3 separate regions of the Homo sapiens genome follow, and all the other regions are linked to region 2. A link is a contact called in ENCODE Hi-C or POLR2A ChIA-PET data. All regions are on one chromosome and are shown on one strand. The core of a region is the stretch at or near the end of the contact, and the rest is flanking DNA. Distances in the headings are between cores, read along the strand shown.

The links. Hi-C counts contacts between places; a loop is a spot of excess contacts on that map. ChIA-PET counts read pairs that join two places held with the same protein, here RNA polymerase II (POLR2A). Pooled maps may share reads with other maps.
Region 1: a pooled map shows a loop between it and region 2 (6-fold over the local background). The contact joins the promoter of FLNB here to the promoter of APPL1 in region 2. A Hi-C loop is called at or near these places in 5 of 50 pooled maps. POLR2A ChIA-PET finds 5 or more read pairs at or near these places in 2 of 52 experiments (CD4-positive, alpha-beta T cell and SK-N-SH).
Region 3: a loop to region 2 is called in a map of ascending aorta, with 3 times the contacts of the local background. The contact joins the promoter of FLNB-AS1 here to the promoter of APPL1 in region 2. A Hi-C loop is called at or near these places in 1 of 168 maps with a recorded cell type or tissue (ascending aorta) and 2 of 50 pooled maps. POLR2A ChIA-PET finds 5 or more read pairs at or near these places in 1 of 52 experiments (endothelial cell of umbilical vein).

What each region holds. Positions count from the first base shown.
Region 1 is chr3:58,007,086-58,009,785 of GRCh38, forward strand. It overlaps FLNB (filamin B), which reads left to right and starts at 1,337. Exons shown (of 46, transcript NM_001457.4): 1 at 1,337-1,771. The coding sequence starts at 1,480.
Region 2 is chr3:57,226,383-57,229,082 of GRCh38, forward strand. It overlaps APPL1 (adaptor protein, phosphotyrosine interacting with PH domain and leucine zipper 1), which reads left to right and starts at 1,347. Exons shown (of 22, transcript NM_012096.3): 1 at 1,347-1,555. The coding sequence starts at 1,502. It also overlaps a transcript of HESX1 not described here. RefSeq lists a silencer at 1,145-1,804.
Region 3 is chr3:58,169,093-58,171,916 of GRCh38, forward strand. FLNB-AS1 (FLNB antisense RNA 1) reads right to left here and starts at 1,543. Exons shown (of 2, transcript NR_135534.1): 1 at 1,405-1,543. It overlaps FLNB (filamin B), which reads left to right. Exons shown (of 46, transcript NM_001457.4): 45 at 498-701; 46 at 1,483-2,824. The coding sequence ends at 1,670. LOC124909485 reads left to right here and starts at 2,685. Exons shown (of 6, transcript XM_047449435.1): 1 at 2,685-2,781. The coding sequence starts at 2,685.

The DNA.
Region 1 (2,700 bases), core at 87-2,586, 780 kb after region 2:
CGTGGTGGCGGGTGCCTGTAATCCCAGCCACTCAGGAGGTTGAGGCAAGAGAATTGCTTGAACCCAGGAGGAGGAGGTTGCAGTGAGCCGAGATTGCACCACTGGACTCTAGCCTGGGCAACGGAGTAAGACTCCATCGCAGGAAAAAAAAAAAAAAGGAAGATGTGCCTATGGAGAGAGGACTGTCTGAGGTCTGAGAGACTCCACCTGACATTGCAGGCTTGCTTTTCTGTTTTTTTTTTTTTTTTTTTTTTTTTTGAGACGGAGTTTTGCTCTGTCGCCCAGGCTGGAGTGCAATGGCACCATCTCAGCTCACTGTAACCTCTGCCTCCCAGGTTCAAGCGATTCTCCTATCTCAGCCTTCCCAGTAGCTGGGATTACAGGTACGCGCCACCACACCTGGCTAATTTTTGTATTTTAAGTAGAGATGGGGTTTTACCATGTTGGCCAGGCTGGTCTCGAACTCCTGACCTCAGGTGATCCACCCACCTTGGCCTCCCAAAGTGCTGGGATTACAGGTGTGAGCCATTGTGCCCAGCCCATTGCAGGCTTTCACAGAGAAAAGGGGCAGGAGTCAGGCGCGCAGGCAGCTTCTGGAAGTTAGAAAACACAAGGAAACAGATTCTTCCCTACAGCCTCCAGAAGGGAATGCATCCTGCCAACACTTTGTTTTTAGCTCAGCAAGACCTGTGTGGGCCATCGAACCTACAGAACTGAAGGATAATACATTTGTGGGTGTGTGTTTTCAAAGACACTAAGTTTTGGTAACTTGTTACAGCAGTAACTGGAAACTAAGACATGCAACAAGCCTTATTGTTCATTTTTACCACCACTACTGGGCTGTTGGTTATGGTGGAATTACACTTTTCTCTTCCATTAGGCTGTGTGAACTCCTTGAGGTTGTGCAATACGTTTGTCTGATTTACTACTGGTTAGCAGGCTCTGAGAAGAATGGCTGGTACACAGGCGGAGCTCAATAAAAGCCCTTACTGAATTTTATTCAATCTATATGTGGATGAAGACCTCCGCCCCGCGCGCCCCTCCCGCAAGTCCCACTGAGGCCCGACCCATTCTGTCCGGCTCCCAGCCCCCGCGGGTCCCCCCACCCCGGGGCTGACCGGGTGATTCAGGCAGCCCTACATCCTGCTGGGGTGGTGGGCTTCGAGCGCGGGTCCCAGGACGCAGTGGGGCGCAGTGCCTGCGGCAGGCGGCAGGAGGCGAGCGTGGCCCAGGAACTCCCGCGGGAGGGTCGGGACGGGGCGGGGCTTGGGGGCGGGGCGGCTCAGCGCGCAGGCGCGGGGCCAGGCGCCTCGCGCGGCCAGGGGCGGGCGGCCGCAGAGCAGCACCGGCCGTGGCTCCGGTAGCAGCAAGTTCGAACCCCGCTCCCGCTCCGCTTCGGTTCTCGCTCCTTCGGCCCTTGGGCCTCCAAACACCAGTCCCCGGCAGCTCGTTGCGCATTGCGCTCTCCCCGCCACCAGGATGCCGGTAACCGAGAAGGATCTAGCTGAGGACGCGCCTTGGAAGAAGATCCAGCAGAACACGTTCACACGCTGGTGCAACGAGCACCTCAAGTGCGTGAACAAACGCATCGGCAACCTGCAGACCGACCTGAGCGACGGGCTGCGGCTCATCGCGCTGCTCGAGGTGCTCAGCCAGAAGCGCATGTACCGCAAGTACCATCAGCGGCCCACCTTTCGCCAGATGCAGCTCGAGAATGTGTCCGTGGCGCTCGAGTTCCTGGACCGTGAGAGCATCAAGCTCGTGTCCATCGGTGAGTTCTCTGGCCGGGCCCAGGCGCCCACTGTGGTGCCGACCCGCCCCCGCGCGTGCACCCCTGCGGAGGGCGAGGATTTCCCGCAGCGCGCCCCCACCTCGGAGATAAGGGGGAGTCGTCCCCAGGGGTGGGTTATAGGGGGCCTAGACCCCCTCCCCGGTGTCTTCCCCTGGGATGGGACCTGTTGTGATCGCTCCCCGCCATCCGCCCCAGCAGTGCACCTTTGGCTGGCTAAGGGTTGAGGGTTTGGGCTGGGGTCACAGGAGGAGAGGTGGAGTTGTTGCATTTCTCTACACCTGGGGCGCCCCTATGGGAGCTAGGGGACTAGAAACCCTCGTTCGCTGTCCCCGGGGGCGGGCCCTAGGGTCAGATGCTCCGCGGAGTGCTCTCCCTGCTGCGCCCAGGTTGGTGCTCTCAGAGGCAGCTGAATGGGCGTTGGCTCGGAGGCCGGGCCGTGAGACCTGAGGAGGAACCGTTCTCTGCGCCTGGGGCCTCCCTGCCCAGGTGGAGACAGAGACCTGGTACCTTCCCCTGCCGTCGCTGGAATGGGTGTGGGCCCCGAGGTTGCAAGGGTAGGCGCGGGTGTGTGTCCTCGCTCTCTCTGCTCCCAGCTCAGCTCTGGCCGCGCGCCGCAGGTTGAACCCACTCCTTGCTGCCGAAGTTATAATTTAGAGATGGTGGTGGTAACAGTAATTGCTGTCTTGTAGGGAGCCCAACTAGCGTCCACTGTGTACCGTCAGCCTTCTAAGTTATCTCCGTCCCTACGCATCCTGCCATCTGGGGTGAGGCTAGACCCATTTTACAGATAAGGGGGTCCGGAGGGTTAATTGACCTGTCCAAGGTCAGCAAGTAGGGCCCAGCTGAGAACTGAAGGAAGTGGGCAACAGTTAGAAGGAGGCTTTGTTTTCCTCTCCTCTCCCAAACCT
Region 2 (2,700 bases), core at 97-2,596:
ACACAACTGGGAACCCTTAACTCATTGTAAGAACTGCCTCCAAATCAACTTCCTCAAAAACTAAAGAACTCTTCGGGAGAGAGAGACTGGCTGATAAACAATCTAAGGGGAAAACTTTTAAAGATTGTAACACTAAAAATAATTCCGTAAAACTACAATGCAAGTCTACTCAACAAAACTTTAAAAATATAATTTTATTTTTCTTTCAAGAGATCATGGGAAAATCTACTATTTTCGTTTAAAATATATAACTTCTATTTGTTACTATATTTGGATTTGAGCTACTACTATTCTGGATTTGTTCCCATGTATCTGTGGAACCAGGCAGCTAATTAATCTTTACTCAGCATCTCTGGTATTTCTTGAATGAAAATGGAATGGATTGGTGGAATTAATGGCTAGATGTTTAGAAGACACTACTTACTTTGTTATTTTCTCTGTATAATGATGAAAGCCTACAACTATACAGAGACATAAACGAGCCAGGGTGACAGGTTGGGAAAGATGAAGAGGGAGGAGGAAAGGATAGGCTTGTAGCCCTCATCCGGTCAAATTCCCAACTTTGAGCTTCACTTTATTGTAAAATTAGAGGCTAAAACTATTTAACGCTTCCAAAACTTTTTGATTCAACAAATGCCAATTAGTTACTAACATAATTAATCAGTGTATCCTGATTTTTAAAAGATATTTTCCTTTGTGATTTAAAAGAAACATGGGAGTTGGAGTTGCAGCGTCAGTCCTGAAGGACTGACCTCGGGAGGCCAGGTAGGAACTGATAAACTGGCAACAAAATCACATGTTTTCAACTGAATATACTGATATTCAAGCGTCCAGAAAAACAATTTCGAGCCTACGTTCACAAGTTTGCCAGAAAGCCCTATTATTGACACAGCTGCGGATCTCAGACATCTGAGTTAGTCAGCACCATTCTGCTGGAGGGGATTAAGACTGGACGCTTCGAGCGGAGTTGGGAATGTTATCATCTGAGGAAACTAAAAGGCGCCAGCAGTAGGACTTTCTCCAAGGTCTCTGACAAAATATGTTGCGGGAAAAGTCAACCCGCCCCAAATTCCCCCGTGTGGCCCTAACTCGAGGCTCTGGCTCCTCGCGCCGGCAAGCTGAGGAAGAGACGGTCCCCTGCGATTTAGATACAAACGCGCGCGTGCAGGGAAGGCCATCCCAGGGCAGACACTGCCACCTCCGCCGCTTCCGACGCCCGCGCTCGCGGGAGAGCCTAGCGCCGCACGGGAACCTCCCGACCACCGCCGCAGCGCGGATGGGCGTCCCCGGGAGCCAATGGACGCGCCGGGAGGCGGGGCAGGGAGGCCGAGGGGGCGGGATTTCCCGCACGGCCGCTCGGCGCCTGGAGAAGGCTGTGCGGGCGGGGACGGCTGCAGCCCTTGCCGGAGAGGGCGGGCCGGGGTCAGCTGCGGCGGGCGGGCCGGCGCGGGGAGCTGTGGGCGGCAGCTGCGTCTCCTGCCACCGCCCTCCCTCCGCCACGATGCCGGGGATCGACAAGCTGCCCATCGAGGAGACGCTGGAGGACAGCCCGCAGGTGAGGCGCGGGAGCTGGTGGGCGACGAGGGAGAGCCCAGCTGGCCGACCCCAGGTCTGGCGCCTCCGCGGCTCCCGCAGGTGCCCGCCCCGGCCCAGGTGGGGGCCGCCGCCGCCCTAGGTCACCGCCCGTCGCAGGCCGCGCCCGGAGTTGTGGAGGCTGGGCCCGCCGCCCAAGGCCCGCGTGGGCCTGCTCGGCTGGGCCGAGGGCCGCAGGCGGAGACCGAGCCGCTGGTGCTCGTGGGCCGGGCGGTCACGTACGCGCGCGGGTCCTTTTTATTTGACGAAAGGCGCCGTTTTTATCGCGGTGATGTGAGGTGCCAAATCTCGATCCTGGAATTTTCTCCCTGAGAACCTCTTCAGAAAAATTGCAGAAGGGAGAGAAACCCCGATAGTCTTATTTAATGATTTCCGAGGCTCAGCAAGCTAAGGAAGGAAATGGATCGTTTTTCTTTGGGAGAGGCTGTAAGGTTGTGTGTGGAGCCCTAATGGCAAAGCCCGTGACGGGTCCCGGAGCCCAAGACCGCTCTCCCCGCCGAATGTGCCCGTGTCGCGGCCGTGACTGTGGTCGCTGTCACTCGAGCTGTGCACGGCGAGGGATGGACGGTGCCTTCGCCGCTCCGCGACTGCTGCGCTGCTCCCTGCAGACTTGGCCTTAATAAACTCATCAAAATAAAAGCCCTGTGTTCTGTGCGTCGGAATGATGCTGATGTGGTTGCTCTAGCTTAAGACAGTTTTGGAAAATGTAACCATTTAATATGTTTTCAGTACTGCAGAATGAAAGCAGCTATATTTTTTAAAATGTTGGCAGGGGCTGTAACTTGCATAGGGAAAACTTCATCTCTAAGCCGTTTTACACGATAATTTAAACGGTTTAAGACGGTGTTGCTGGTTGGACACTATTTAGAATGAAACATTTCTGAATTGTTGCTGATTTAGAAATGCAGTTGCACCATTTCGTGTGTCTTTACAGTTGAACATGGCCCCCAAAGAAGAAAAGCAGAAGAGGTCTAGATCTCCTTTTCCTGGATGGCACTTCTGCCATGGATTTTGTGCCAATGTTAATTGCCAAGTTGAAATGGGGCTCTGATTGTAGAATTGATTTGTTCTTTTTTATTCTGAAAGTTATCTTCACAGGCCAGTTGC
Region 3 (2,824 bases), core at 293-2,792, 940 kb after region 2:
AACACTGTAGTAAATCCCTTCCACACGTCATGATTCACTGTTACATAAAGAATGTAGGTTCATCGCAGGAAAATTAGAAAATTCAGATAGAAAAATCATCCTTTCTCATCCACAGAATCATTTTTTGATATTTCATTATATGTCATCCCAAACTTTTACACTGCTTATACATAGACTATTTTATGTCAATAGAAAGATGTGAATTCCACAGGCACATCTTTGGTGGGTAGGGGGTGGGGGGATTGGGAGGGTCCTTGGCCTTGTCAGCCAAGGCCAGACTCATCCATTTGCCCAGAAAGCCAGATCCTAGTTGTATGGGGGTGGGATCCTAGGGGTTTAGAAGACATTATGGGTGTGAGATACAGGTGTGGTGGCTTTTGTGTTGGGGTGCGCGGGCTCTCCTGGGGTTACTGTGTAGGGTACTCGCCTGTCCTCTGGCTGAGAGACCCCTCTTGATCTGGCCATTCATGCCTGTCCCCCTCCCTCCTGTATCTTAGGCCAGCGTCTAGTTAGCCCTGGCTCAGCCAACGAGACCTCATCCATCCTGGTGGAGTCAGTGACCAGGTCGTCTACAGAGACCTGCTATAGCGCCATTCCCAAGGCATCCTCGGACGCCAGCAAGGTGACCTCTAAGGGGGCAGGGCTCTCAAAGGCCTTTGTGGGCCAGAAGAGTTCCTTCCTGGTGGACTGCAGCAAAGCTGGTAGGTGTCTGGGCCTTTTCAAGGGTGGGGTGGGGCAGGGGCAGGCTGGGCACCCTGGGTACACTGGCCTTCCCTGCTGAGGTCTCCTGCAGTGCCCACCCCCATGTAGGCCAGCCGTTTGCAAGTAACCATCGTCATGACCCTGTTCTCCTGCACTTAATATTTTTAAATGATTTCCTTCTCTTTTGCCTTTTGAACTTGGGTATTTATTTGGGTTTCAAGGGTCGGTTGCCTGGGTTCTGGCATCCAGTACACCTGGGCTGGAAACCTAGTACCGCCACTTCATTCATTCATTCGTTTGTTCTAAAACTTATTTAGCCATGTGACCTTGGAAAGTTATTAAATCTCTTTCCAAAAGTCAGTTTCCTCTTCTCGGAAGTACCTTCCTTAAGGTGCTTGTGAGAGTAAACAAGAAGATTCTCATAGCCAACACTTAGAATAGCCCTTACTGTGTGCTAGGTTTTGACACCCATAACTCTTAAACCTCACAACTAGTTCGTGAGGTATGTGCTGTTCTCATTCCCTGTTTACAGATGGGGAAGCTGAGCTAGGGAGAGGTGAGATTCCAGTCCAAGGTCACCCAGGTAGCAAGTGGCAGGGCAGGGATTCGAACCCACACCGTCAGGCTCTATGAGCCTCTGCTTGTAATTGCCACGCTCTCCCACCTCTTAGGGGCCCCAGCATTATCGTGGAAGCACCTTACCTTTGGCTCTCATATTTCCTCTTCTTCCTGTGCCTGTCCTGATGCATCCGGGTGGAGTAACCACCTTTTGCCTCCTAGGCTCCAACATGCTGCTGATCGGGGTCCATGGGCCCACCACCCCCTGCGAGGAGGTCTCCATGAAGCATGTAGGCAACCAGCAATACAACGTCACATACGTCGTCAAGGAGAGGGGCGATTATGTGCTGGCTGTGAAGTGGGGGGAGGAACACATCCCTGGCAGCCCTTTTCATGTCACAGTGCCTTAAAACAGTTTTCTCAAATCCTGGAGAGAGTTCTTGTGGTTGCTTTTGTTGCTTGTTTGTAATTCATTTTATACAAAGCCCTCCAGCCTGTTTGTGGGGCTGAAACCCCATCCCTAAAATATTGCTGTTGTAAAATGCCTTCAGAAATAAGTCCTAGACTGGACTCTTGAGGGACATATTGGAGAATCTTAAGAAATGCAAGCTTGTTCAGGGGGCTGAGAAGATCCTGAGTACACTAGGTGCAAACCAGAACTCTTGGTGGAACAGACCAGCCACTGCAGCAGACAGACCAGGAACACAATGAGACTGACATTTCAAAAAAACAAAACTGGCTAGCCTGAGCTGCTGGTTCACTCTTCAGCATTTATGAAACAAGGCTAGGGGAAGATGGGCAGAGAAAAAGGGGACACCTAGTTTGGTTGTCATTTGGCAAAGGAGATGACTTAAAATCCGCTTAATCTCTTCCAGTGTCCGTGTTAATGTATTTGGCTATTAGATCACTAGCACTGCTTTACCGCTCCTCATCGCCAACACCCCCATGCTCTGTGGCCTTCTTACACTTCTCAGAGGGCAGAGTGGCAGCCGGGCACCCTACAGAAACTCAGAGGGCAGAGTGGCAGCCAGGCCCACATGTCTCTCAAGTACCTGTCCCCTCGCTCTGGTGATTATTTCTTGCAGAATCACCACACGAGACCATCCCGGCAGTCATGGTTTTGCTTTAGTTTTCCAAGTCCGTTTCAGTCCCTTCCTTGGTCTGAAGAAATTCTGCAGTGGCGAGCAGTTTCCCACTTGCCAAAGATCCCTTTTAACCAACACTAGCCCTTGTTTTTAACACACGCTCCAGCCCTTCATCAGCCTGGGCAGTCTTACCAAAATGTTTAAAGTGATCTCAGAGGGGCCCATGGATTAACGCCCTCATCCCAAGGTCCGTCCCATGACATAACACTCCACACCCGCCCCAGCCAACTTCATGGGTCACTTTTTCTGGAAAATAATGATCTGTACAGACAGGACAGAATGAAACTCCTGCGGGTCTTTGGCCTGAAAGTTGGGAATGGTTGGGGGAGAGAAGGGCAGCAGCTTATTGGTGGTCTTTTCACCATTGGCAGAAACAGTGAGAGCTGTGTGGTGCAGAAATCCAGAAATGAGGTGTAGGG